7 separate regions of the Homo sapiens genome follow, and all the other regions are linked to region 7. A link is a contact called in ENCODE Hi-C or POLR2A ChIA-PET data. All regions are on one chromosome and are shown on one strand. Each heading gives the region's core, a stretch centred on a gene start or an enhancer-like site at or near the end of the contact. The rest is flanking DNA. Distances are from core to core; before and after follow the strand shown. Region 1 holds the start of ZNF557 (zinc finger protein 557). Region 2 holds the start of MRPL54 (mitochondrial ribosomal protein L54). Region 3 holds the start of XAB2 (XPA binding protein 2). Region 4 holds the start of MCOLN1 (mucolipin TRP cation channel 1). Region 5 holds the start of ZBTB7A (zinc finger and BTB domain containing 7A). Region 6 holds the start of ARHGEF18-AS1 (ARHGEF18 antisense RNA 1). Region 7 holds the start of CATSPERD (catsper channel auxiliary subunit delta).

Region 1 (3,370 bases), core at 593-3,092, 1.3 Mb after region 7:
CCTTTTAATTCTTGAATTCCAGAGTCTTCAAATACATTCCATTGTTGTAAAGTGAATCATATTCACATTTTTTCCCTAGAGTTTAGCGATTCCTTTTGCATACAAATTCAGGCTGTATGTGTTCACACATAGATCTCAAATAACATCTTAATTTTCACAACGAAAAGCTCCCTTCCTCACCCTGTAGCCTGGCTCCTAGAAGCAACTTTTTTTTTTTTCTGATAGTAATTACATATTTGTAAGTTAGGTATTTATACTGCTTTTTCATTTATCAGCTTTAAACTATATTGAATTACTTTCTTCTCCGAAACAATTAGCACATAACTCTTACGTACTGTAAAACTAATTTTCCTCACCAAACATAATCATTTAAGGAATCTGGATAAATCAAAATTCAATGTTTATCATTTTATGACATCAATATTTACCATTTGTAGCATCTAAACCTTAGCCAGACATGTAACAAGTAGTATGTCATTAATAATTTTTTCTCATTTTTTCTTTTGATCTCTTAAATTTTAAAATTTCCTTTTTTATTTCTTCCTATGAATCCAACACCTATTTTCTCCACCAGAAATGTAGTTCTCTTTTCAGTAGATCCAGATGTGCACTAGACAATTAATCAGCTTTGGCTTTCACTTGGAGACATCCCTCCCTAGTCCTCCCTCCCCTCGTCCCCCTCTGGATGGGAGAAATATGCATACATGATCCCATTTTTGAAAGAAATTAGGAAGCTCAAAATCACACAAAAAGGCTGGGTGTGGTGTGGCTCACACCTGTAATCTCAGCACTTTGGGAGGCCGAAGTGGGGTATGACTTGAGGCCATGAGTTCTAGACCATCCTGGGCAACACAGACCTCCTCTCTACAAACAAATACAAAAATAGTCAGGCTTGGTAGTGTGGGAGGCCCGGGTGGAAGGATGGCTTGAGCTCAGGAGGTCGAGGCTGCAGTGAGCTATGATTGCACCACTGCACTCCAGCCTGGGCCACAGAGTGAGACCCTGTCTCAAAACAAACAAACGAAAAGCCACACACACACACACACACACACACGCCCTAAATGTGTGGCTATATCATTTTAACAGGCGGTGAATGTGGAGAAATGACTGAAGAAAACTTTAAAGAGTTCATTTTGCATCCTGCTACCTGAACAGTTTTAAAATCCACAAAAAGCCCTACACCCAAAAACTGACCTCCACCAAGTCTTGTCCTCTCAGCCTACTAGCTCAACCCCATTCCATGCCCCACCACTGCCTTATCTTGTCCACATACTCGCCCACCAAACCTGGTATTAACCCACAGCAAGATCCGCCCATCAAACCTAATGCCCGCCCACAACCTCGCCCCGGAACTTAGTCTCTGTCCTGACAGCCCCGCCCCCATGCCTGGTACCGCCCACGGTCCCGCCCCAGAACTTCTCCCCACCCCCGGAGCTGATCTCCACCCACACTCAGCCCTGCCTCCAGGCCTGGTACCGCCCACAGCCCCGCTCCAGAGTTGGTCCCCGCCCCCGGAACTGGTCCCCGTCAACACTCAGGCCCGCCTCCAGGCCTGGTACCGCCCACAGCCCCGCTCAAGAGCTAGTTCCGCCCCCAACCCTGCCACAGACCCGCGCCAGGACGACCCTGCCTCCGCGGCTGTCCCTAGCCAGGGCCCAACCTGGTTCTATTAATAACTAAGCAAACTAGAACACCTCAGCCGGAGGCTGGGGTGCGCGGCTGCTGCACCTGCAGCCTGAACCCGGGGGTCCTGACACGCCGCATTTTGGGCTGGGACCAGCTGGAGCCGGAAGCGGAGGTGCAGTGTGGCTAGCCGGAGACCGGAAGCGGAAGCGCGCTTGTGTCTTGTGAGAAGAGCCGCGCTTGCAGCGTCTGGGAGAATCTTTCGGTCTCCGCGAGAGGTGCTTCATTCCGTGAGTCCGAGTCCAGAGAGGGGCCCCAGCCGCGGGCCTGCGTCCCTCCCGGGAGCCGGGTTTCCGCCCCTGAGGCCTCGGGCTGTGCGCTCAGTTAAGCCCGAAGCTGCTGTTTCCTCCGGTGTCCGGGCCCCGCGCCCCTGTCATCCTCACTCTGTCGTCCTCACCCTGTCGCCCTCACCCGGGGCGATTCTGCGCCCCAGGGGACTTTTGGCTATAGTTGGAGACGGTTTGGGATGTCACAAAATGGAGGGTAGGAGGGACTGTGCTACTACTGTAATCTAGAGGGTGGAGGCCAGGGATGCTAGCAGCTCAGCATCCTGCAGCGCGTAAAGCAGCCGCCGCCAGCAAAGACTCATCCAGCCCCAAATGTCATTAGTGCCCAGGTTGGGAAACCCTGCTGGAGGGCATTAAAATCTCTGCAGTCCTGAATACACTGTAGAAATTATTTAGAATTCAGCCGAGTCCACTTATAAGGCCTAAAGTGACGAATTTAAAGCATCTGGAGTCACCATACAATCTCCAGCCAAATGAGTTAAGCAAGTCAGATGAAAACAGCTTTAAGCTTCTTGTCCCATTTTAGGGACCAGATGGCTGGATAGGAATCTGGTGAATTCAGGCACAGCCAGTAGCCTGGGTTCTTATTCTTTAAATCAATTTTTTTTAAGTGAATGGGGTGGTCTTTCTATGCAACAACTGTATTAGTCTCAGTAAATACATTTTACTATACGTACATATTACTCCCTACAAAAGGCCTCATAAGCGATTTTTGTGCCCTTTTTATTTAGACGAAAAAAGTATAATTCAAGCTCAGATTTGTGTTGAAACCAGCCTCAAGTTTCACCTATCCTCACTGATCCGTGGACTTCTGTATGATCAGGTAGGTACCGTGTAGAACCTGCAAGTTGCAAGACTCCACTGTGTAGAAAACCTGTGAATGGATTTTTCCTGTGTTCAGGTTGTAAACACAAGGACTCACTAACAGTGAGGGTATTTTTTTTTTTTTTTTTGAGACAGAGTCTCACTCCGTTGCCCAGCCTGGAGTGCAGTGGTGCGATCTCAGCTCATTGCAACATCTGCCTCCCAGGTTCAAGCAGTTCTCCTGCCTCAGCCTCCCAAGTAGCTGGAATGACAAGGGTGCACCACCACGCCCAGCTAATTTTTGTATTTTTAGTAAAGATGGGGTGTTGCCATGTTGGCCAGGCTGGTCTCGAACTCCTGACTTCAGGTGATCCACCCACCTCGGCCTCCTAAAGTGCTGGGATTACAGGTGTGAGCCACGAGTGAGGGTATCTTAAAAATTATTTGTTTGATGCCTTATATTCAAGAGAAGGATACTAAGGGGTGTGTGATAATGTGTGTCAAAATAAGTCAGTAAATACAGCTATATGCAAATCAGTACACAAAACATGTAAACACTATTTAAAAGTTTTTTTTTCAACCTTCCAAGACATCTC
Region 2 (3,718 bases), core at 1-2,500, 2.0 Mb before region 7:
CCCCGACTTCAGGACCCAGCCCCAAGCCCAGACCCTAGTCCCCCCTCAGACCGAAGACCTCAAGCGCCGACTCAGACTGCGCTCTGCACCTCGAGGACACTCACTTCCCAAATCGAGGCCGCCTCAGCCCCGCGCAGCCTCCAGGACCCCGCTCCCCACGGACGGCCCCGACGTAGCCCGGGCCGCGTCCCCAGAAGGCGCAGCTCGGGGATTCCCGGTCCCGGCGCCCGCTCCTCTATCCGCGCAGAGCCCTGGCCCATTGAGCATGCGCGGCCTCGCGAGGCCTGCTGGGAAATGTAGTTCTCCCACCCAGCCTCGCCACGCGGGGGCGCTGGGACAACTGCAGATGTTGGAGGGGAGTTCGAATCCCAGGCTTCCCGGCCCGCAGACTGCCCCGGCTGGCCCCAGGACCTGTTTGTTCTCCTGCAAAATAGGGTTAATAATCACTGCCTGGCTCTGGGGGCTGTGTTCATTATTCCAAAGGATGGCAGATGGGGAGAAGTGGGGTTGGGAAATATTAAAGAAGTGTGAGAGGTGGTTTCCTTGGGACCTTGAGGCACCGGAAGCGTCGTGGAGACCCTGTTAAAGACGGACTTTCGGTTTGGCTCACAGTAGGGAGACACATAGGTGCACCATGGATTTGGGGTCGGCCTGGGAACTTTACCTCCCTGAGAACTCAGTTTCCTCATTATAAGCTGGGGAAAAAATAGTACCTACCTCTCAATTGTGAGGATTAAATTAGATCAAGCGGGTTAAGGATTTAGCAGTAGTAGAGCTGGAAAAGAATATATAAAATATATATTATTAATTTATATATTATATATAAAACATACTATATATTATATGTATTATATATGTTATATATAATTTTAAAAATATAATGTTATAAAAATTAACAGTGATTAGACTCCAGCCCTACTGGAGTATATTAGACTCATTGTTAATCTTCTTTTTTTAACTTTAAAGCTTTGAATAATTACTCATTGGATGGAATCAGGAACATATAAAGTGTGATATTTTTAGTAAATGTTATGTAATTGAAGAAGGGCAAGAAGTCAATGAAATATCCCTTGAACGCCTCCTCCTATAGTAACTGTGTATGTCTACAAAAGTCTGAAGAAATCACCATAGATTATGAAAGCTTGGGAGACCGCATTTCCCAGACACCTCCACGGGGCCTACACTTCCACGGGGCCTACAACTCCCAAACACCCTTGGGCCACTGACGTCTTCCGGAAACGTGCACTTGCAAGCTGCCCGCAATACGTCATGGCGACCAAACGCCTTTTCGGGGCTACCCGGACGTGGGCCGGCTGGGGGGCCTGGGAGCTCCTAAACCCCGCCACTTCCGGAAGACTCCTGGCCCGGGATTATGCCAAGAAACCAGGTGAGCTGGGTTAAGAGGAACCAAATGGGGACGGTGGGTGCACTGAGGAATTGACAGTGCGCAGGCGGTGGTTGGGGAGGTGGTGCTAGAACTGATGCGCAAGCGCAGAGAGGCGGATGCCAGGCTGTATGCGCAGGCGCAGTTTGAGGGACCCAGCGCCGCTTGGAGCTCGGGCGTCTGGCTCGGAGATACTGTAGCGATTGGACCCAGGGCGCAGGCGCCAGCTTGGGGCGGAGCGGCCTGGGAGGAGGATGTGGTTACGTGGAGACCACGCGTTTCACTGCGCAGGCGCGGGTTGGAAAGGATTTGAAGGGAGTCTGGGGAGGTCATGAACTTGGGTTCCAGTTCTGTTTCTCTGCCTGCCTCCAAATCGCTGGGTAACCTTGGCCAAGACGTTACCAAACATTCAAAGAAATTATGGAGCCCGTTTAATTGGCCACTTCAGCAAGAACAAAACAAGGTTATTAAGGTTTAGCTGGATACAGCCTTGCCTGATCTCCTTTGTTGAAAGGGGGAAATTGTCCAATGTTCGGCCTTAAAGACAGACACATAGCAGACAAAATATAACTTGAATGACTTGGTCATTCCAAGCATCGGTGTTACTTAATGCTATGTCCAAATCCCACTTAAAGTTACTTAATGCTGTGTCCAAATCCCACTTAAAGTGATTTCGAGGCCAGGCATGATGGCTCACACCTTTATTCCCGGCACTTTGGGAAGCCAAGGAGGGAGGATCGATTGCTTGAACCCAGGAGTTCGAGACCAGCCTGGGCAACATAGCAGGACCCTGTTTGTATAAAAAAAAAAAAAAATTGCCTGGCGCGGTAGCTCACGCCTGTAATCCCAGCACTTTGGGAGGCTGATGCAGGTGGATCACAAGGTCAGGAATTCAAGATCAGCCTGACCAACATGGTGAAACCCTAGCTCTACTAAAAATACAAAAATTAGTGGGGCATGGTGGCACATGTCTGTAATCCCAGCTACTCAGGAGGCTGAGGCAGGAGAACTGCTTGAACCCAGGAGGCGGAGGTTGCAGTGAGCCGAGATCACGCCACTGCACTCCAGCCTGGGCGACACAGTGAGACTCTGTCTCAAAATAAATAAATAAATAAATAAAAATAAAAATAAGCGGGGCATGGTGGCTCACAACTGTGATCTCAGCTACTTGGGAGGCTGAGGCAGAAGGATCACTTGAGCCTGGGAGTTTGAGGCTGCAGTGAGCCATGATTGTGCCCCTGCCCTCCAGCCTGGGCTTTTATTTTTTATTTTTTTATTTTCTTCAGACGGAGTCTCGCTCTGTCGCCCAGGCTGGAGTGTGCAGTGGCGCAATCTTGGCTCACTGCAAGCTCCGCCTCCTGGGTTCACGCCATTCTCCTGCCTCAGCCTCCCAAGTAGCTGGGACCACAGGTGCCCACCACCATGCCCGGCTAATGTTTTTGTATTTTTAGTAGAGATGGAATTTCACCATGTTAGCCAGGATGGTCTCAACCTCCTGACCTCGTGATCCGCCCACCTTGGCCTCCCAAAGAGCTGGGATTACAGGCGTGAGCCGCCGCGCCCGGCCGGGCTGTCTTTATTTTTTAATTTTTTAGATTTTTTATTTTTTTGAGATGGAATCTTGCTCTGTAACCTAGGCTGGAGTGCAGCGATGCGATCTCAGCTCACTGCAACCTCCGCCTCCCGGGTTCAAGTGATTCTCCTGCCTCAGCCTCCCGAGTAGCTGGGATCACAGGCATATGCCACCATGCCCAGCTAATTTTTTTTTTTGTATTTTTAGTAGAGACAAGTTTTCACCATGTTGGCCAGGCTGGTCTTAAACTCACCTGACCTCAGGTGATCTTCCCACCTCGGCCTCCCAGAGTGCTGGGATTACAGGCATGAGCCACTATGCCTGGCTGAGACCCTGTCTTTAAAAAAAAGTTTTGAGTGGCCGGGCGCGGTGGCTCACGCCTGTAATCCCAACACTTTGGGAGGCCAAGGTGGGCAGATCACGAGGTCAGGAGATCGAGACCATCCTGGCTAACACGGTGAAACCCCGTCTCTACTAAAAATACAAAAAATTAGCTGGGCGTGGTGGTGGGCGCCTGTAGTCCCAGCTACTTGGGAGGCTGAGGCAGGAGAATGGCTTGAACCCGGGAGGCGGAGCTTGCAGTGAGCTGAGACTGCGCCACTGCACTCCACCTGGGCAACAGAGCGAGACTCCGTCTCAAAAAAAAAAAAAAAGAAAGTTTTGAGTGTAGCAGAGTCCAGCCAGGGGCAGAGGCCACCTGAGACAGGGTTCTGTGAGAGAAGTTTGGCTTCCAGAGGAGGGGCTGGGCTGAAATGACTCTC
Region 3 (3,431 bases), core at 932-3,431, 1.9 Mb after region 7:
TCGAAGGTGCGGCGGGTGTGTGTGACGCGCCCCTGGTCCATGAGGAACTGGCAGTAATCTAGCCACAGACGAGGCATCTGGGGGTGTGGGGAGAGGCGGCTGGGGCTAAGCCACGGACTCCATGGCCTGGCCACAGACACTCGATGTCCTGTGGCTGAGCCACACCTGGGGCCACCACATAAATGCGGCGGGACCCAGAAACCCCCAGCTCCAGGACTGAGTCCAGCCCAACTTCCCATGCAAAGAAGCAACAGGAATCCAAGCCCCCATCCCTAACATGCTGAGCCCAGCCCCTGTCCCCGCCCCACCCACCACCATGGACTGAGCTCCACTTCCCGATTCATCCCCTCGCCGAGCCCCAAACCTTGTGCATGAACACAAAGGCCCTCTCATGACAGTTGTTGACATCTTCATAGGCAGGGTCGGTCACACAGCGATGCTTCACCTGTGCCCGACGCGCCTTCAGGTATCGGTACCAGAGTTTGTAGCTGGGGAATAGGAGGGGACAGATGCTGATCGGTCAGCTTTATGGACACCCCCAGAACCATTTGCCCTGCCCCAGTTGGCAAATGTGGGAAGAAGGGGTGTGGGAGGGGTGACATGTCTCAGCAATGACAGGGACAGACTGGGACATCAGAGAAGGTGTGCTGACCCATCAAGGGATGTACAGGTCAGTGATGAAACACGAAGCAATCACCCGGGACCCGGGACCCACTTGGCAGTTTTGTTATAACTGGACCAGGTGGGGTGGGGGCTGGTGGGCAGGGCAGCTGGAGCCATTCCCACCTGCAGGGCAGCAGCTTGAGTGCCCGCTCGTATAGCTGATTGAGCCTGGGCTTCGGGGCGCCCTGTTTGAACTCGATGTAGCGAAGCCAGCATTTGACAGAGAATTGGTTCCGCATGATTTCCTCCTCATAGGGGAGGTCCTCTTCCTCCTGCCAGGGCCAGGGAATGGGAAGAAGAGAGGCCTACCCTCAGAGCCTGTGTGCAGCACCATCCCACTGCTGGGGCTCAGGTCCAAACTCCGGACTTTTACCTAGATCCCACCACCCACCAAGGAAGTCAGGTCACCAGATGCCCAGGCACCAAACCAGATGCCCGACACCAAGACAGTGGCCCAGACCTTTACCCCTCAGAATTCAACTACCCAAAATCGAACCCAAATCATCAGACTTCTCAGTCATTAGGGCTCTGGGCCAGGAATGAGTCCGCATCACCACTCGCTTTCTGCCCCAGATGGTCAGACTCCTTAGATACCAAGGCCCTGGCCCAGATGCCAGTCCTGGACACCAGACCCCACTTCTTCAAAACGTGCCTCTTCCCAGACACCAGGCCTTTGGCCCCTCAGACTCCCACTGTCACCATCTGACCCATCTCCACCCCAGGCCCAGATGACCAGATCTTTACCCCAGCCACCAGGGCTCTCAGGTCCAGATTCCAAGCCACTAGCCCCGCCCCCAGGATCCCACTAGCCAGCGTCTAGCTCAACTCTGCCCCAGAAATTAAAAGCTAGGCCTTTATCTCACAGGAGGAGTTATACACCAGAAGCCAAGCCTTTAACTCTGCACACCAAGAATCTGGTGAAGATGTCACGCCTCTACTCCAGAGAGTAAGTATTTCACTGGCCATCGCCTGACAAGCTCCACATCACCAGGGTTCTTCTAGCCTGGCCACCACCCCAGAAACTGTCATGCTGCAGTCCAGGCCTAGAGACCGCTATCCAGAAAACCAAGCCTTCATCCCAGAAACCAGAACCCTGGCCTCGTAAGCAAGCCTTTACTTCAGACACCGATCTTCACCTCTCAAGGTTCAGTTATGCGATCTTCCTCCTCTCCCATTCCCTGCACGCCCCCATTTCCGCCCCTGGTTCGGGAGGCTAGACGCTTCCCTTCGACAGTGGTTTTCTACTCAGACCCGAAGATACAACACCATATTTTTACTCCTGGACAGTTCGGTGCGGACATGACGATCCGGTCTCTGGCCCATTAGGGTTCCCAGACCTTGGCCTGGCAGTTTCGGCCTAAATCTCCTTGCCGACCCAGCCTCGATCCCCTGCGGCGTCCAGGTCCCAATGCCCCAACGCAGGCCACCCCCGGCTCCTCTGTGGACTCACGAAGACAAGGTCCGGCCGCTCGGGCCGCGAGAGTCGCGCCATCACCACCATTTTTCTGGATGCCCAGGTACAGGAGAGAGTCGCGCGCTTATGACGTCTACCACTGACGGCCCGCCCCTCCGAGCCAGACCCGTTTTCTATTGGTTAAATCATTTTTGACGGACAGGCCCACGTTATTGACTTCTTTTCGACGACGCCAGCGACCGGAAGCAGAATAGAGGCGCCAGAAGATGCGCCATCAGGATACACATTGGCCAATCAGCTTCAGCAATGGAGCGTGCAAAACACCAGTGAGCTTCTGTCTTGCTGGAGGGTCGGCTTTGGGCGGAACTGGCTTTGTTGACCGGGAGAAACGAGATGGGGGTGAAGCTGGAGATATTTCGGGTCAGTGGACACAGGAGTGGGTTGGGAGGCTGGGCAGGGGATCTTCCTGGATCTGAAGATGAGGTTGGAAATGGGGGGACTTCAAAGGAAGAGGGAGCTCCAAGGAGAAAGCTCTTAAGATTTGAGAGGAACCTTTCTGGTTGGAAATCCAGGAGAGGGGACGCTGGGCTGGGGGGGTTCTCGGATTTGGGCTTCTGGGTTTGGGGGCTGTGAGAGGGCTGGTCCGAGGAAGGACCTCAGAGAGGGGTGAGCTGAGAAGGGGGCTCTAAAGAAGGAAGACTTAAGATCCTGGGGGAGCTCTCGGGCTCGTGGTGGGTGGGTGTCTATGACAGGGAGATTCCTAGACTTCGAGAAGTGGAGTTGAAGAGTGACGCCTCCTGGGTTTGGGGGTGCTCCCGGGATCTTAAGTGGGGATGGGTAATGAGGTCTCGAGGAGATGCTTTTGATTGTAGCTGGGGCGTCTGTGTGTCTGTCTGTGTTTGAGAGGAAGACTCCAGCTCAGAGGGAACTTTCAGGAATGAGGCCTCCTGGATTATAGGAGTTAGGTTTTAGGGTGCGAGGTTTCTGTACCCTTGGTGGGAGTTCTGGGATTCTTGGGTCGGCCGTAACGAGGCGCTTCTGGACTCTGCAGTAGGATGGGTCCCCCAGGCTCTGAGGAGCCTCTGCACATTGCTTGGGGGGAGCTCACCTCACCCACCCTCTGCCATTCCAGATGATAATCTACCTCACTTTCCCTGTGGCTATGTTCTGGGTTTCCAATCAGGCCGAGTGGTTTGAGGACGATGTCATACAGCGCAAGGTGGGCATAAGAGGAGTGTTTGAGGGTTCATTCCAGGGGTGGGAGAGGGTGTGGGGCAGCAGTCTGCTGGGGACTAATGTCTGCCTCCCATAAGCCGACCCTGCCCTGATGTGGGGCTCTGGAGGCCTTTGGCTC
Region 4 (3,662 bases), core at 677-3,176, 1.8 Mb after region 7:
CCCAGCCCTACTCCTGTGGAATCTTCTGACCCAAAGGCTGGGCACGACGCTGGTCCCGACCTTGTGCCCAGCCCAGACCTTGATCCTGTGCCCAGCCCAGACCCTGATCCTGTGCCCAGCCCTGATCCCAACCCTGTGTCCTGCCCTGACCCCTGTTCTCCCACTCGTGGCACTGTCAGCCCAGCCCTCCCTACCGGCGAGAGTCCAGAGTGGGTACAGGAGCAAGGGGCACTGCTGGGGCCTGATGGCTGAAGGAGACGCCGGCATCCTCGGGGGCCTGGGGAAGTTGTGTGTTGTGCAGTCAGTAAAATCCTCCCACTGCCTCCGGGCTCTGTGTCGTGGCTTGCCTTTTGTGCTTTCTTTCTGAGCACAGCCCCTTGCTCCGGAGATGGGACATTGTGGCCAGGGCCAGCCACAATCTGGAGCTCCAGTGTCCTGGCTTCCTTCTTGGGCCCACCAGCTAGACTTTCCAGCTTAACCCACAGTGTCTCATCCTGGTCCATCCCACTAGTCACCACTCTCTGTTCCTCTCACTTACCCCTTGCTCTTCAAAGCCCATACAGTAGGTATACAAGTGGACAAAAAAAGTTGCTCATTTATGCAATCAACAAACATCTCTGGATTGCTGGGGTCTCAGCAGGGAACAAGATAAATATGGCCTCGACCTGCATGGAGCTCATAGATACTAAATTCAGAATACTTAAAAAATAATTACGGGGTATAGTACATTCTAGGAGAAGCATAACAAGACTTCTGATATAAATGGCAGGCAGCTTTCTCAATGAAGGATTTTGTAATCCCAATAATCACTAATTTAATAATCAGTACTGTTTGCCCAGCCTTATGCGATAGTTTTTGCATTCTCTCATTTAATCCTCTCAACAGCCCCAGTAGGTAGATGACTTTGAATATCCCCATTTTGCAAATGAGAAAATTGAGGCACATTTTTTTTTTTTTTTTTAGACAGTCTTGCTCTGTTGCCCAGGCTGGAGTGCAGTGGTGTGATCATAGCTCACTGCAGCCTCGACCTCCTGGGCTCAAGCGATCCTCCCACCTTAGCCTCCCGAGTAGCTGGGATTGCCGGTGCATGCCACCGCCCACTGCGCTCAGCTTGGAGTTGAAGGGACTCTGGAAGATGTAGAAGTGGCATTGTCAGTGCCTAGATTTAAATCCCAATTGCCCTCCAGGGTCCAAATTCTTAACCATTACGCTCCAGGGCAAAAGTATGCAAAGGCTCTGGGGCTATAGAAAGATGAGCTTTGGATGGAGGTAGGAGCCAGATCAGAGGGCCCTGATAGACGAGAGTGGGGACTCTGCCTGTCATTACAGAGCAATGGGAAGCCGAGGGCAGGTTCTCGCAGGAAGGATAGGAATTATTCTTTGAAGATGCTTGTGGCTGCTGGGTAGAGAGTGGAGTGGAGGGAGGCTGAGATCGGGGAGGAGGTTGCTGCAAAGATCCAGGCCAGGAATGTTGGAAGACTCTGGGCTGGGGGCCATGGGGTGGGGATAAGTGGTTCTATTTGATACATAATTAGGAAATCGTGTTTGCTGAAGATGCGCAGGAGAAGGGTAAAAGGAGTTTCTGGGAGAAAGAGGAAGACAGCGTTGAGATAGTAGGCAGGGTCATCACCAGGCACCAAGGAGGATAAGGGGTCAAGCTCTGGACATGGAAGTCACAAGCCTGGCACCGGATTCGGGGCATGGCCGGGAGCCAGGGCAGAGCTCGTCGTTGCCAAACTCAGAGTCAGCCCATCCCCCGCCACCCAGAGCGCGTCGGCGCTAGGACCTAGCGACTGCCTTCGACCCAGAGGGCGCCGGCAGAGGCACGCATGCGCGCTGTTCCGGCAGGGGTTGTCGTGGCGCAGGGGGCGGGACCAGAGGCGGTCACGTGAGGGGCTCTGGGCTACCGGGTCACGTGACCGAGGCACAGATCAGCTGATGCCGGAGGGTTTGAAGCCGCGCCGCGAGGGAGCGAGGTCGCAGTGACAGCGGCGGGCGATCGGACCCAGGCTGCCCCGCCGTACCCGCCTGCGTCCCGCGCTCCCGCCCCAGCATGACAGCCCCGGCGGGTCCGCGCGGCTCAGGTGAGGGCGCGGGCGGCACCGTGGGGCCCCGAACTCAGGCGGGCGGGCTGTGTCTCCCACCTGGGGCGGCGGAGCTCCTAGTCTCTTTTTTTCTAAGCTCCAGCGCTGACTTTTCACGGTGGAGAAAAGGGCAGACGGCTCCTAGAACTTGGGCGGCGGGTGGGCACCAGCCTCTCCAATTCTTCCTCCTGAACCCAGGCTCTGCTGGGTTCCCAAACTCAGGCAGGGATCGCGCCGGGCCGCCAGCTTCTCCCTCTGGGGCGGCGAGGTTCCTGGGATTCCCACTGGGAGCCTAGGTTCCGATTGCTCAACTTCGTCTGGAACTCAGACAGCGGGCACCAGCTTCTCCAACCCGCACGTGAGACTCCCAGGCTTCCCCTCCTGATTCCAGGGGACAAATGCTCAGCTTCCCTAAGCTCAAGCCTGGAGAGCTGGAGGGATTGCCCCCAGGCGATTAACTCAGTTTTAGCTTTCCAAACCGCTGGAAGCGCAGCCTTCTTAAATTCGGGCTTCTAGCCAATTCTGATGCCACCCCTCCTCGGGGAGGCTGGAGGAAGACCCCTTGTGTTAGCTTCCCCTTCTGGAGCTAGCTGGGGACCCCTACCTGATAGATGTCCCGGTGTCCCAGCTAGTAGGGTCTGGGGTGGGTTAGCTGTAATCTCAGCTCTGTAAGCGGGCCCTGCCCTCTGGCTTTGTCGTAAACAGCCACAGCAGCATCTCATTGCAAAGGGAGGGGCCGGGAACTTGTCCCTCTCTGCAAGGGAGGTTCTGACAGTGCACACATTTATCCTGACTGCTTTGCTAGGCAGGAGGCCAGGCCCTAGAAAGCAGCACGGGGCCAGGCCCTAGAAAGCACATCCCCATGGGGGTGTGACAGGGACAGTTTTGGGCTACTGTGACTGGTTTTGACTCCAGCAGTTGCTGAAAGCTTAGATCTAACCATTAGGCTGGAAAAAAATAAACAGTGATTAGAACAGCTTGTGTTTGCTGAAGAGGTCTTTATCTGCTGTGTCTCACTGAATTCTCAGAGCAGCTTCAGGATCTCAACCTCAAGGCTCAGGGAGAGGGTGGACTTTTTTTTTTTTTAATAAACTTTTTTTTGTTGCCCAGGCTGTAGTGCAGTGGCATAATCCTAGCTCATTGTAACATCGAACTCCTGGGCTCAAGTGATCCTCCCAACTCAGCCTCCCGGGTAGATGGGGTCCCAGCTACTAACTACGGGCATGAGCCGTCACACCTGACTATTTAAAAAAAATGTTTTTTTTTTGTAGACAGGGAGGTCTCGCTGTATTACCTAGGCTGGATCCTCCCACCTTGGCCTCCCAAAGCCGTTGGGATAACAGGCATGAGCCACTGAGCCCAGCCAAGGGGTCGCCTTTTTAAAATTTCCACTCTTCAGATGAGGAGATGGAGGCTCAGGGAGGTACCTGGAGTCAACCTACTGTAAAGTGGCAGGTCTGGGATTTGATGCTAGGGCTGCATGATTTCTAGGAGCTGGTGCTTTTCAGGGAGATAAAATGAGTCTTTAGCGAATGTGTTCCATTATTATTACTTATGTTGTCAATTACCTCTTCTCCA
Region 5 (3,390 bases), core at 573-3,072, 1.7 Mb before region 7:
CGGGAGGGAGGGGGCTGGATCCCACCAGCTCCCCCCTCCCCTGCCCGGGCTCAGGCTTCGCACGTGGTGGTGGCGTCAAGGGAAAGGAGGGGGGGTCCGGGCCAGAGGAGACGGGGTCACGCGCTTTGGGGGCGCGGACGGCGGGGACTGGGGTGCTCTCTCCGCCCCCTCCCGCGGGTCGGAGCCGGACGGCCGTCCGGGCAGGGCGAGGGGCCAGGCCAGGCCCCCCACCCGGGGCTGAGTCAGGCCCGGGCGGGGGCAGGAAGCGGCCCCCTCCCCCGCCCCGGCCGCAGCGCGCGGCCCCCGCCCGGCCCGCGGTCCCCCGCCGCCTCGCCCGCGCGGGGGGCTCCTACCTCCTTCCCGGGGCAGCGGCGAGGGGGCCCGGCCCCGGCGGCGGCGGTGGCGGCGGCTGCGGCTGGGCTGGCTCCCTCCGAGGGGCCGGGAGGCGGCAGTGAGCCTGGCCCCGCGCCACCCCCCGCCGCCGGCGGCCAATCCCCACCCGGGCTGGGGGGAGGGCGATGCAAATTACCCCGGATCTGGGTCCGCCCGCCCGCCTCCCCCACGCCCGGGCCCGGCCTGCGCTAGGCCGCGCATCCCCGGGCTCGCCTGCACCGCGCGGCCGCCCGGGCCGCCGCCCTCCCCGGGGAGCGCGGGGAGGGTGACCCCCCCCCCACGGGCGGGGGGCCGAGGGGAGGGGGGCTGGGGACGGTTACACAACCAGGCGGGGAGGGGCCCCGGGGCGGGGAGGGGGCCGGCCCGCGGGCCGCGCAGCCGGAAGCCGGGACCGCCACCGGCCCCCGGCGAGGGGAGCCCGGCTCCAGGCCCCGCCCCCTGGCGGGCTGGCCCCGCCCCCGCGCCGCGCCGCGCGATCGGCCCGCGCCCATTGGCTCTCCGGCCCGCCGCTCACCGCCCCTCCTCCGCACCGCCCCTACCCGCAGGCCGCGGCGGGCTGTCGGCGCGGGGCACCCTGGGACTTGTAGTCCAAGCCGCTTGCCACCTGCCGGCTGCAAACGGCGGAGGGACTACGAAGCCCAGAGGTCCCTGCGGCCCTGCCCGCCCACCCGGACACCCCACCCCTTCCCCCTCCTTTCCGAAGCCCCCCTCCCTGTTTTTTCAGCCCCCTCCCCCCCATCCCCCATGGAGCTCAATCCTGGCCAACTCCAACGTATGCACGCAGCACCGAATAGGCCCCCGGGGGGCGAGAGCGCCCCTCGTCTTCAGCTGGAAACTTAGCAGGCGACGCGCCCCCCTATCTCCCCACGCCGGCTCCCCCCACCCTCAATGCAGCCCTGCTTCCCCTCCCCCGCTCCCCGCGCGCCTGGGAGCCCCGAAAAGCCATGCACCCGGGTTGGGGGGGGCTGGCGCACAAGCTCATGCACTTAGCCCCCAATCCCCCCTTCCCGGGCGGCGCCCCCTCCCCGCGCTCGGGATCCAGGGCGCCTCCAGCCTCCGGGCAGCTGCCAACCACCCCTTCCTCTGAAACTTGGGGGAACGTCCCCGGCTCCCCGGATCTCCCCTTCCCGAGGGGGCAGCGGTGGCCGCAGCGACCCCCGCCCGTCCCCGCCCTGCACCCCGTGCCGGGGGCCGCGCCGGGCGCTGACTTACCTCGCGGGGCCGGGCCGGGGCGCGCGGGGCCGGGGCCCGAAGTTGGGACTGGGCTCCCTCGGCCGCTCGCCTCCGGGGTCCGCGGCGCTCGCTCTGCCCGCGTCGCGCTGCCCTGGTCGCTCCCTCGCGCGGCGGCGGCGGCGTCACTGCCCCTACAGTAACTGTACAGTACAGCCAAAGCCCCGTATGATGCTCGCGACTCCCTTCCTGGTTTCTCCGAGGGCAAGAGGGGTCCTCCCTTGTCTTAAAGGTGCCGCAGCCGCCGGCCCCCCCACGCCCAGCCCGCCCCCCCCAGCCTGGCCTCGGAGGCCAGAACAGGCTCGGCAGGTCCCCTCTTGCCACGTCTCTGCCCTCCCGTGGGGCTTCGCCCGCTGCGCCGGGGAGACCGGGCTGTTATTAGGTTTTGTCAAGTCGGGGGGGGGGGTCCGGCCCGCCCCGGCGCGCCCCCCCGCCTCTGACCTCTCCGCCCCGCCGCGCGGCGCCGTGCCAGCTTGCCAGCTTATCTGGCCCCAGAGCTCCCCGGGGCGCGGGGGGAGCGGGCCCCCCGGGGTGGAGGGGGGGTGGGGGCCTCCAGATAAACAGGCCCCCAGCCTCTGCGCAGGGGCGGGGTGCGGGGGGGCGCGGGCTGTGCCCCCGACGCCCGGGGCGTGGCAGGATGGCAGCGGGGGCGGGGAGCGCGGTGCGCACAGCGAGGAGCGACGCGGGCGTGTGGGTCGCGCGGCCTGGGCTGCCGGGGGTGGGTTGGGGGTGAGGCGGTGGGGATCCCCCCGCAAGGCCAGGCCCTGGGCCTCCCCGGGCCTCAGTGGGACTTGCCGCGCCAGGGACCCCGGGGGGTGGCCTTGCCAAGGACAGCCCGGGTCCGCGGGGCTCCCGGGTCCCTAAATGAAACCACCAACCTGCCCTCCCGCGATTATATAAAGGAGTCGCCTCCACCCCGCTGCGCTAGGGGCGTCAGCGGGGGAAGGGGTTGGCGAGGGGCGGGGAGGGCGGTTGTTTTCCCGGCTTCGCGAGTTCCCCCACCCGGCTGCGGGCCGCGGGGCGGGACGGGGACCGGGCCCTGGACGCCTGGTCCGCGCGGGCCGCTCCTTGGCACAAGGGGGTCTGCATGGCTCGCGAGGGGCGGAGGTGGGGAGTGGGGAGGCGTTGGTTCAGCGCGACTTTTTTTTTTCCCCTGTCCGTTTCTCCCACTTCCTCCCCGGTCGTGGGAGAGGTCCGGCGGGGGACAGGGAAGGGGGAGCAGGGCACGAGTGGTGAGAACGTCCTGGCCCGGCCCGGGGAGGGCTGGCTGGTGCGACCGCGCGCCTGGGGGGGGGGGGGAGGGCTCCAGGACTCAGTTTCCCCTTCCTCATTCCTCCAGACAGAGAGAGTACTGACAGCTGCTTTAGCTGCCGTTTAGTGAGCGCTTATCCAGTGGGTGACCCTGTTCCGGGGCTCACTGTGCCTTCATTCTAACACCTAATCCCAGGGTCATTATTATGTTTTATTATTATCTGGCATTCTTAGTACCAACACCACCTGACAGCGGGAACCACCACCGGCCTGGGTGTAGTGTACCCAGCCTGTCCTCTGACTTCAAAGCCTCTCCTGCGAGAGACACAGTTTATGGCTTCTTCGCACAATTTATTAAAAGCGCCTTTCAACACCCAAACGGGTTGGATTGGCTTTTGTAATAATAATCTGGCTACGAGGGGAAACCCGGGAGGGCCCCCCGGAGGGGAAGTGGACTGTCTCAGGACTCGCAGCCTGAAACCAGCCGGGTAGGTGGGAAGGGACCCAGGGAGGGGC
Region 6 (3,629 bases), core at 704-3,203, 1.7 Mb after region 7:
TAAGCCACAGCTACACAGCTGCCCAACCATTGAGCCCTCATAAACTCCCGTGTTAGAGTTTCTGACCTCAGCTGCAGTAGGGTGCCTGGTGAATTACGTCTTGCATTTCTGGGACATCCAATTCCCTGAACATGCTCCCTTCCTCTGGACCATGAAGGTTGGACTTGAACTGAAGGCTAGTCCACCTGGGGACGCAACCCTCCAGCTTCTGAACTGGGGACTCTCAACAACATATTGTGCATGTTTTGAAGTGATTGGGTTTGGGGAAATCTTTTTTTCTAAAATAGAGACTGGGTCATGCGAGGTTTCCCAGGCTGATCTCAAAGCTCCTGGACTCAAGTGATCCTCCCTCCTCAGACTCCCAAAGTGTTAGGATTACAGGCATGAGCCGTCTTGCCTGGCCATGGGGAGATCTTCTAGGCCTGGCTGACCAGCCAACCTTGGTGAGAGCTGTTCTGCTCGACTCCTGGTTACTGTTCAACTGCCTCCCCTGTGGCAGGACTTGGATTAGACAGGCAACCTCAAGACTGGGGTGTCTGATGGCAATTGAGAGGTTGCTGGTGCTGGGGGAAGCATCTGGCCTATCCACATCTGCCAAATAGCACCTGTGTGGAAGTGGATAGGGGAGGGTATGGTATGTGTTTCAGACTCTGAGCACCTGTTTGAGGGTATCTGACAGCATCTGTATTGGGGTTATCTAGTATGTGTTTGGGGGTATCTGCTGGACCTATGTGGAGTGTCTGACATATTTGGGGGTTACCTGGAAGCCTGTTTTGGGTATCTGATGGCACCTGCCTGGGTGCCTGTGTTTAGGGGATCTGATGGTATCTATGTTGGGGTGTCTGAGACCACTGGAGAGGTATATGATTCATTTTTCCCAGACCCACCTTTCTGAAGTCTATGCTGCCTCTTTTTTTGTTGTTGTTATTTTGAGACAGAGTCTTGCTCTGTTGTCCAGGCTGGAGTGCAGTGGCATGATTATAGCTCACTGCAGCCTGGACCTCCCAGGCTCAAGTCATCCTCCCACCTCAGCCTCTGGAGGCATGATCATAGCTCACCGCAGCCTGGACCTCCCAGGCTCAAGTCATCCTCCCACCTCAGCCTCTGGAGGAGTTGGGACCACAGGCAGGCGCCTCCATGCCCTGCTCATTTTAAAAAATGTTTTGTAGAGATGGGGTCTTGCTATGTTGCCCAGACTGGTGGTCCTGAACTCCTGGGATGAAGTGATCCCCCCACCACTCCCTGATGCTGCTTCTTTTTTCTCAGGTGACAGACCCTGCCCTCTCCATTTCTTGGACTCTCCCCGCTAGGACTCCCCACCACTGGGAGTGCCCCCCTTAGGTACTTCCAATCCTAACGAGCCCGTAGGAGCCCACTGACAACCCCTCCAGGCATCCGTTGATTCTTCCAAAACACCCCCAGCTCCACTGTCCTCCCTTGGGGTCCCCTTAACCCCGCTATCCTCCCTCGGGGTCCCCCAACTCCGCTGTCCTCCCTCGGGGTCCCCCCAACCCCGCTGTCCTCCCTTGGGGTCCCCCAACCCCGCTGTCCTCCCTCAGGGTCCCCCTAACTGTGCTGTACCCCCCTTGAGATTCTCCAAACCGCTGTCCTCCTCAGGACTCCCTCCCCAGCCGCGCTAATCACCCAGGCTTCCGTTAACCCCACAAAACGCCCACCTAACCCTGCTGCTCTCCCTCTGGATCCCCGCAACCCAGCTGTCCCCTCAGAGCCCCCGGCCCTACTGACAGCCAGGCTCGCATTGCTCTCCTTCAAAAAGCCCCCCAACCCCGCTGACCCGCCCCTCAAAAGTCGCCCTCACCCTCGCCGCGAGCACCCTCCCACTTCGGTGCCCGCGCCCCTCTCAAGGCCGAGCCGACGCCCCCTCACCACGGCTCGGGGAGCAGCAGCCCCAGGTCCCCGGGAGCGCCCCGCCCTCGAGGGCACGCCTCCTTCCGGGTCACGCCCTCTGCCCCGCCTCCGAGGCGGGATCGCGCATGCGCTGCTCTCCTCGCGCGGCTTCCCGCTTCCGGCTCCCAGCTGCTAGCTACTGTGGATCTGGGGGGGCCGGACGGAGGCATCGGAGGCGGCTGCGAGAGTGGCAGAGGAGCTGGCGGAGAGCGGCCTGCGGGCGATCGGGCCGAGGTGAGGACGGCGGCGGGGCGGTCCCGAGGAAAACGGGGCTCAGGAGGGGGCCCTCGGTCTCTTCAGGGGGTGGCCTGGGGCGCGGGACCCCCGGGGCTGCCTCGGGCCTCCCGCCGGCTCCTGGGGGACTTCTCCAGGCAGGCGAACGGGTGCTGGGGTGCAGGCTGCTCCTTCAATGCATGGAGGCTCTAGGCGGCGATTGCAGGGTGCAGAGGTGCAGACGATGCCCGCCCGCTCCGTCCGAGCCCCAGCCAGTCCTGGGGTGCTACGGCTTACTCTCCTCCAGGAGAGGAGAGGAGGGGTCACTTGGGCCCCAGCCTCTGCTCCTCGTTCAGGAGCGCCCGGGGCAGGACCAGGGATGGAATGGAACCCACCACAATACCCAGCACCGTCGTATTTCAGGCCTCCCGGGAGAACCCTCACACCCCGGAGCAGACAGCCCTCCCTGGCAGGGAGCGTTTGGGTGCAAAACCGTGAGAACTATCTGTGCCATGGGTTTTAGTTTCTTGTATAAGAACTCAGTTGGTGCTTTCATTGCGGACGGGAACGAGAAGCTTTCCCCTGGTCCTTACATGTTTCGTTTTGTTTTACGTTTTTAAATTTCAACTTTTATTTGAGATTGAGGGGGTACATGTACAGGTTTGTTACCTGGATATATTGCGTGATGCTGAGGTTTGGGGTGTGACTGATCTCGTCACCCAGGTACTGAGCATAGTACTCAATAGATAGTTTCAACCCTTGACCTCCTCCTTCCCTTCCCGCTCTAGTAGAGCCCAGTTTCTGTTGTCTTCTTGGTGTCCATGAGTACCCAAGGTTTAGCTCCACTTACAAGTGGGAAAGTGCAGTATTTGGTTTTCTTTTCCTGCGTTAATTCTACTAGCACTTGAGTGTTTTGCTGTGGCTATCTGCCCCTTATCTCTTGCTCTGTTGAGATTAAAGCCTGGACCACAGGATTAAAAAACATTCTTAAAGTTTTACCACGGAAGCGAAGCGGCCAACACACCTTTTCCCCTTTGCCTTGTTTTCGCGGAGATGAAGCTCCAGCCAGTAGCTTTGAAGGGCCCCATTCTCTTCCCATTGACCAGAGAGAGAGTTCAGGACAGTATAGACAGCCCAGTGGCCAAGGGATGAGTTTTGCAGGTGTCTGAGTGAATGATTAATCCTCCAGCTGTAAGAGGTGTCAGGAGAGGCTGGGCGCGGTGGCTCAAGCCTGTAATCCCAGCACTTTGGGAGGCCAAGGTGGGTGGATCACGAGGTCAGGAGATCGAGACCATCCTGGCCAACATGGTGAAACCCCATCTCTACTAAAATACAAAAATTAGCCGGGCATGGTAGCGGGCGCCTGTAGTTCCAGCTACTCTGGAGGCTGAGGCAGGGGAATCACTTGAACTCGGGAGGCAGAAGTTGCAGTGAGCCGCGATCGGGCCACTGCACTCCAGCCTGGCGACAGAGCAAGACTGTCTAAAAAAAAAAAAAAAGAAGTGTCA
Region 7 (3,234 bases), core at 515-3,014:
TTCTCTACAGTATTCTCAGAACTTGCTACGTGGTAGGAGGTCAAGAACACACTGAATAACCCACCTCTTCCCACCCTCCTAAGCCTCCTGTCCCATCCATGCTCTACTATTTCTCGTAATTATTGCCTTCTAATACAATATCGTTACTAAACATCTTTATTGCCTGTCTCATCCTGCCAAAATGTAAGCTCCAAGGCAGATTTATTTTTTAAGAGACAGGGTCTCGCCATGTTGACCAGGCTGGACTCCAGGTTTCCAACAATCCTTCCACCTCAGCCGCCAGAGTAGCTGGGAGTACAGCGCGCGCCACCATGCCCAGCTTCAAAGGCAGAAATTTTTGTCTGTTTTGTTCACTGCCATATCCCCAGAACCTAGAACACTCTCTGGCAAATAATAAGCAATCAAGAAGTATTTGTCTAAGAAAGGAATGAATTCTGATCCCAGTGAGGCTCGTAACCAGACGGCAGAGCGCCTGGGGCGAGGAGGTATTACAAAACTCGTGCCAAGTAAGGAGAAAACTAACAGCGCCGTAACACTACTCAGGTCCCTCCCGGCCCCGGATTTCTATGACCGGCGTTCTAAAGTGGATAATCCTAGGCTCATCGGGTTCAACTCCTCTCATCTAACGGATCCTAAGAAATCCGAAAGGGAGAGGACTTTGGCTCAAGGTTCCCAAGCTAGTGGTGAGCAGACAAGGATTCGAACTGCACCCTTCGAGAAACTTCATGTCTGAAAAAGTTGCGAAACACAAGGGCGCTCAAGTGATCCCACGGTTCAGCCCGCTGCTTGCACAGGTGGGAAACCTGAGGCCGAGGCGGGGACTCCCATTACCTCGATAATCTTGATAAAGCGCGGGAACACCGGGTTGCGGGTGATGGCGATGAGCGGCAGGTGCGGAAACACATCGGGGATCGTCATGGGCGTGAGCGCCGTTATGACCGGGCCTTCCCCGGCGCCCGCGCTGCCCCCCGCGCCGCCGGCTCCTTCCTCCGCGCCGCCCTCGGAGGCGTCCTCGCCCCCCGAGAATGCGCCTCCGCCGCGGCTGCTCGCTTCCCAAAACCCCCGCCATTGGCCCCCAATTGCCGGGCCTCGGCCCCACAGTGCCCAAGGAGGAGAGGCGTCGCAGGTCCGCTGGCCTCGGAGCAACCACGCTCCTGCTGCAGTGGGAACCCGCCCCCCGGCGGCGGCCAGCATCGGCCGCCGCAGCACCCAGCACCGCGCCGCTCCCCACAGTCGCACGTAGCCAGTGCTCGCCGCCATAGCCCGGCCATACTGGCGGCTCACACAACTCGCGTCATTTCCGCTCGCCGCGAAACGCACGTGACGCCCGGCGCGTGCCTCGGTACCCGATGGGCGCGTGGCTCGAAACAGCCGCTTCAGGGAGCTGGGCCTACGCGGAGAAGAGGGGGCGGAGTTCGAGCATCGGATCGTCTCCGCCTCTTCCGGTCTCCCACTTTATGCGCTGAAGGCCTTTTCCGGTCACGTGGAAGGCTGTGAGCAGGCGCCAGCGCCCGTACAAAACACTGGTAGTGTTGCAAACGCAACGTTTAGGAACTCATGAGCAGCCTGTGCACATGCTTAGGCGCGCGGACAACATGCGCATGCTCAGACTCTAGACTGGCCACGGGTGGCCGGGTGCGCATACTCAGGCTCTGAGCGCACTTTGGGGTGCGCGGATTCGGGCTTCCCGGGATTCGTCTGCGCATGCTCAAGATTCAGGCGGAGCGCCGGGCTGCAGTGCGCGGAGGCCCGCTCCCGGGACTCATTGATGCGCATGCGCAGGGCTTCAGCCTGCACGTACTCGGATTGTGCAGCGACTCCCCGTGGCGGTTGAGGGGCAGTGGTGGCGGCGGAAGCCCAAGTCGATGCTGATGTTGATGCTGGTGGCGGCTGTGACCATGTGGCTCCGACCGCTGGTCACAGCTCAGCTCTGTCGGTGGGGCTGCCAGGACTCCTGGGGCTGGGGTGCTGCCGGGGGTCGGGAGGGTGCTGGTTCATCTTGGAGCCGAGGCCTGCTCCCCAACCTCACTGAGGCTCCCCTTTTACTCTTTTTAGGAATCGAACTTGACGCCTCGCTCACCCTACTCCACCCCATCCTCCCAGCCCGATATTAAGCTCTCCTACCTCTTTTTTTTTTTTTTTTTGAGACGGAGTCTCGCTCTGTCGCCCAGGCTGCAGTGCAGTGGCGCGATCTCGGCTCACTGCAAGCTCCGCCTCCCGGATTCACGCCATTCTCCTGCCTCAGCCTCCTGAGTAGCTGGGACTACAGGCGCCTGCCACCACGCCCGGCTAATTTTTTTTTGTATTTTTAGTAAAGACGGGGGTTTCACCGTATTAGCCAGGATGGTCCCGATCTCCTGACCTCGTGACCCGCCTGCCTCGGCCTCCCAAAGTGCTGGGATTACAGGCGTGAGCCACCACGCCGGGCCTAGCCCTCCCACTTCTTTTTCTTTTTGGAGCCGGAGTTTTTGCTCTGTTTCCCAGGGTGGAGTGCAGTGGCGCGATCTCTGCTCACTGCAACCCCCGCCTCCCAAAGTGCTGGGATTGCAGGCGTGAGCCACCGCGCCCAGCCTTACCCAGCACATTTTGAAATTTCAGTAAATGTTAGGTTAGTGCATACTCCAACCTGCCATGGGGACCAGTTGCTGAAACTCCGTTCCTGCCCTCAGGGAACTCCCATCTGGACTAAACTGTCACATTCAGTAGGGACCTGTGAGCTGTATTCTTAGGGTGTATGGCCTCATTTGATGTTTACAGGAAGATTCATAATGATTCCTTAACCTTATTTTATTTTATTTATTATTATTTTTTGTACAGATGGGGTCTCACTGGCTGGGTGCAGTGGCTCACGCCTGTAATCCCAACACTTTGAGAGGTAGAGGTGGGCAGATCACTCACTTGAGGTCAAGAGTTCCAGACCAGCCTGGCCAACATGATGAAACCTCGTCTCTACTAAAAATACAAAAATTAGCCAGGCTTGGTGGCAGGTGCCTGTAATCCCAGCTACTTGGGAGGCTGAGGCAGAAAAATCGCTTGAATTCAGGAGGTGGAGGTTGCAGTGAGCTGAGATCGCACTCCAGCCTGGGTGACAAAGGGAGACTCTGTCTCAAAGGAAAAAAAAAAAAAAAGAGATGGGGTCTCACTGTTTTGCCCAGGCTGGTCTTGAACTCCTAGGCTCCAGTGATCCTCCTGCCTCAGCCTCCCAAAGTGTTGGGATTACAGGCATGAGCCACC

The links. Hi-C counts contacts between places; a loop is a spot of excess contacts on that map. ChIA-PET counts read pairs that join two places held with the same protein, here RNA polymerase II (POLR2A). Pooled maps may share reads with other maps.
Region 1: a loop to region 7 is called in a pooled map, with 21 times the contacts of the local background. The contact joins the promoter of ZNF557 here to the promoter of CATSPERD in region 7. A Hi-C loop is called at or near these places in 5 of 50 pooled maps. POLR2A ChIA-PET finds 5 or more read pairs at or near these places in 2 of 52 experiments (activated B cell and activated T-cell).
Region 2: a pooled map shows a loop between it and region 7 (26-fold over the local background). The contact joins the promoter of MRPL54 here to the promoter of CATSPERD in region 7. A Hi-C loop is called at or near these places in 8 of 50 pooled maps. POLR2A ChIA-PET finds 5 or more read pairs at or near these places in 2 of 52 experiments (CD4-positive, alpha-beta T cell and H1).
Region 3: a pooled map shows a loop between it and region 7 (15-fold over the local background). The contact joins the promoter of XAB2 here to the promoter of CATSPERD in region 7. A Hi-C loop is called at or near these places in 6 of 50 pooled maps. POLR2A ChIA-PET finds 5 or more read pairs at or near these places in 2 of 52 experiments (activated CD4-positive, alpha-beta T cell and activated naive CD4-positive, alpha-beta T cell).
Region 4: a map of B cell shows a loop between it and region 7 (20-fold over the local background). The contact joins the promoter of MCOLN1 here to the promoter of CATSPERD in region 7. A Hi-C loop is called at or near these places in 1 of 168 maps with a recorded cell type or tissue (B cell) and 9 of 50 pooled maps. POLR2A ChIA-PET finds 5 or more read pairs at or near these places in 1 of 52 experiments (GM10248).
Region 5: a loop to region 7 is called in a pooled map, with 10 times the contacts of the local background. The contact joins the promoter of ZBTB7A here to the promoter of CATSPERD in region 7. A Hi-C loop is called at or near these places in 5 of 50 pooled maps. POLR2A ChIA-PET finds 5 or more read pairs at or near these places in 2 of 52 experiments (OCI-LY7 and activated T-cell).
Region 6: a pooled map shows a loop between it and region 7 (7-fold over the local background). The contact joins the promoter of ARHGEF18-AS1 here to the promoter of CATSPERD in region 7. A Hi-C loop is called at or near these places in 1 of 50 pooled maps. POLR2A ChIA-PET finds 5 or more read pairs at or near these places in 2 of 52 experiments (activated B cell and activated CD4-positive, alpha-beta T cell).

What each region holds. Positions count from the first base shown.
Region 1 is chr19:7,067,861-7,071,230 of GRCh38, forward strand. ZNF557 (zinc finger protein 557) reads left to right here and starts at 1,843. Exons shown (of 8, transcript NM_024341.3): 1 at 1,843-1,913; 2 at 2,702-2,793.
Region 2 is chr19:3,761,432-3,765,149 of GRCh38, forward strand. MRPL54 (mitochondrial ribosomal protein L54) reads left to right here and starts at 1,251. Exons shown (of 3, transcript NM_172251.3): 1 at 1,251-1,387. The coding sequence starts at 1,270. APBA3 (amyloid beta precursor protein binding family A member 3) reads right to left here and starts at 261. Exons shown (of 11, transcript NM_004886.4): 1 at 105-261. It overlaps LOC105372248 (a long non-coding RNA gene), which reads right to left and starts at 1,209. Exons shown (of 3, transcript XR_936268.1): 1 at 1,127-1,209; 2 at 718-775; 3 at 323-423. RefSeq lists a silencer at 146-463 and an enhancer at 1,125-1,614.
Region 3 is chr19:7,627,364-7,630,794 of GRCh38, forward strand. It overlaps XAB2 (XPA binding protein 2), which reads right to left and starts at 2,182. Exons shown (of 19, transcript NM_020196.3): 1 at 2,114-2,182; 2 at 787-935; 3 at 365-488; 4 at 1-77. The coding sequence starts at 2,164. It overlaps PET100 (PET100 cytochrome c oxidase chaperone), which reads left to right and starts at 2,430. Exons shown (of 4, transcript NM_001171155.2): 1 at 2,430-2,497; 2 at 3,210-3,296. The coding sequence starts at 2,471. It also overlaps a transcript of STXBP2 not described here. RefSeq lists enhancers at 2,094-2,213, 2,474-2,523.
Region 4 is chr19:7,520,698-7,524,359 of GRCh38, forward strand. It overlaps MCOLN1 (mucolipin TRP cation channel 1), which reads left to right and starts at 1,927. Exons shown (of 14, transcript NM_020533.3): 1 at 1,927-2,084. The coding sequence starts at 2,054. LOC105372261 (a long non-coding RNA gene) reads right to left here. Exons shown (of 3, transcript XR_936294.3): 1 at 3,653-3,662; 2 at 2,145-2,465. ZNF358 (zinc finger protein 358) reads left to right here. Exons shown (of 2, transcript NM_018083.5): 2 at 1-328. The coding sequence ends at 252. RefSeq lists a silencer at 1,961-2,090.
Region 5 is chr19:4,065,077-4,068,466 of GRCh38, forward strand. ZBTB7A (zinc finger and BTB domain containing 7A) reads right to left here and starts at 1,823. Exons shown (of 3, transcript NM_015898.4): 1 at 1,606-1,823. RefSeq lists silencers at 354-1,123, 1,604-1,803, 1,814-1,863, 1,904-1,963, 2,174-2,283 and 2 more.
Region 6 is chr19:7,393,106-7,396,734 of GRCh38, forward strand. ARHGEF18-AS1 (ARHGEF18 antisense RNA 1) reads right to left here and starts at 1,954. Exons shown (of 2, transcript NR_186326.1): 1 at 1,888-1,954. The region is part of intron 10 of ARHGEF18 (Rho/Rac guanine nucleotide exchange factor 18); the gene reads left to right. RefSeq lists silencers at 1,713-2,153, 1,862-2,431 and an enhancer at 2,642-2,821.
Region 7 is chr19:5,718,873-5,722,106 of GRCh38, forward strand. CATSPERD (catsper channel auxiliary subunit delta) reads left to right here and starts at 1,765. Exons shown (of 22, transcript NM_152784.4): 1 at 1,765-1,936. The coding sequence starts at 1,866. It overlaps LONP1 (lon peptidase 1, mitochondrial), which reads right to left and starts at 1,274. Exons shown (of 18, transcript NM_004793.4): 1 at 832-1,274. The coding sequence starts at 1,260. RefSeq lists silencers at 884-963, 1,094-1,143 and enhancers at 955-1,471, 1,424-1,523.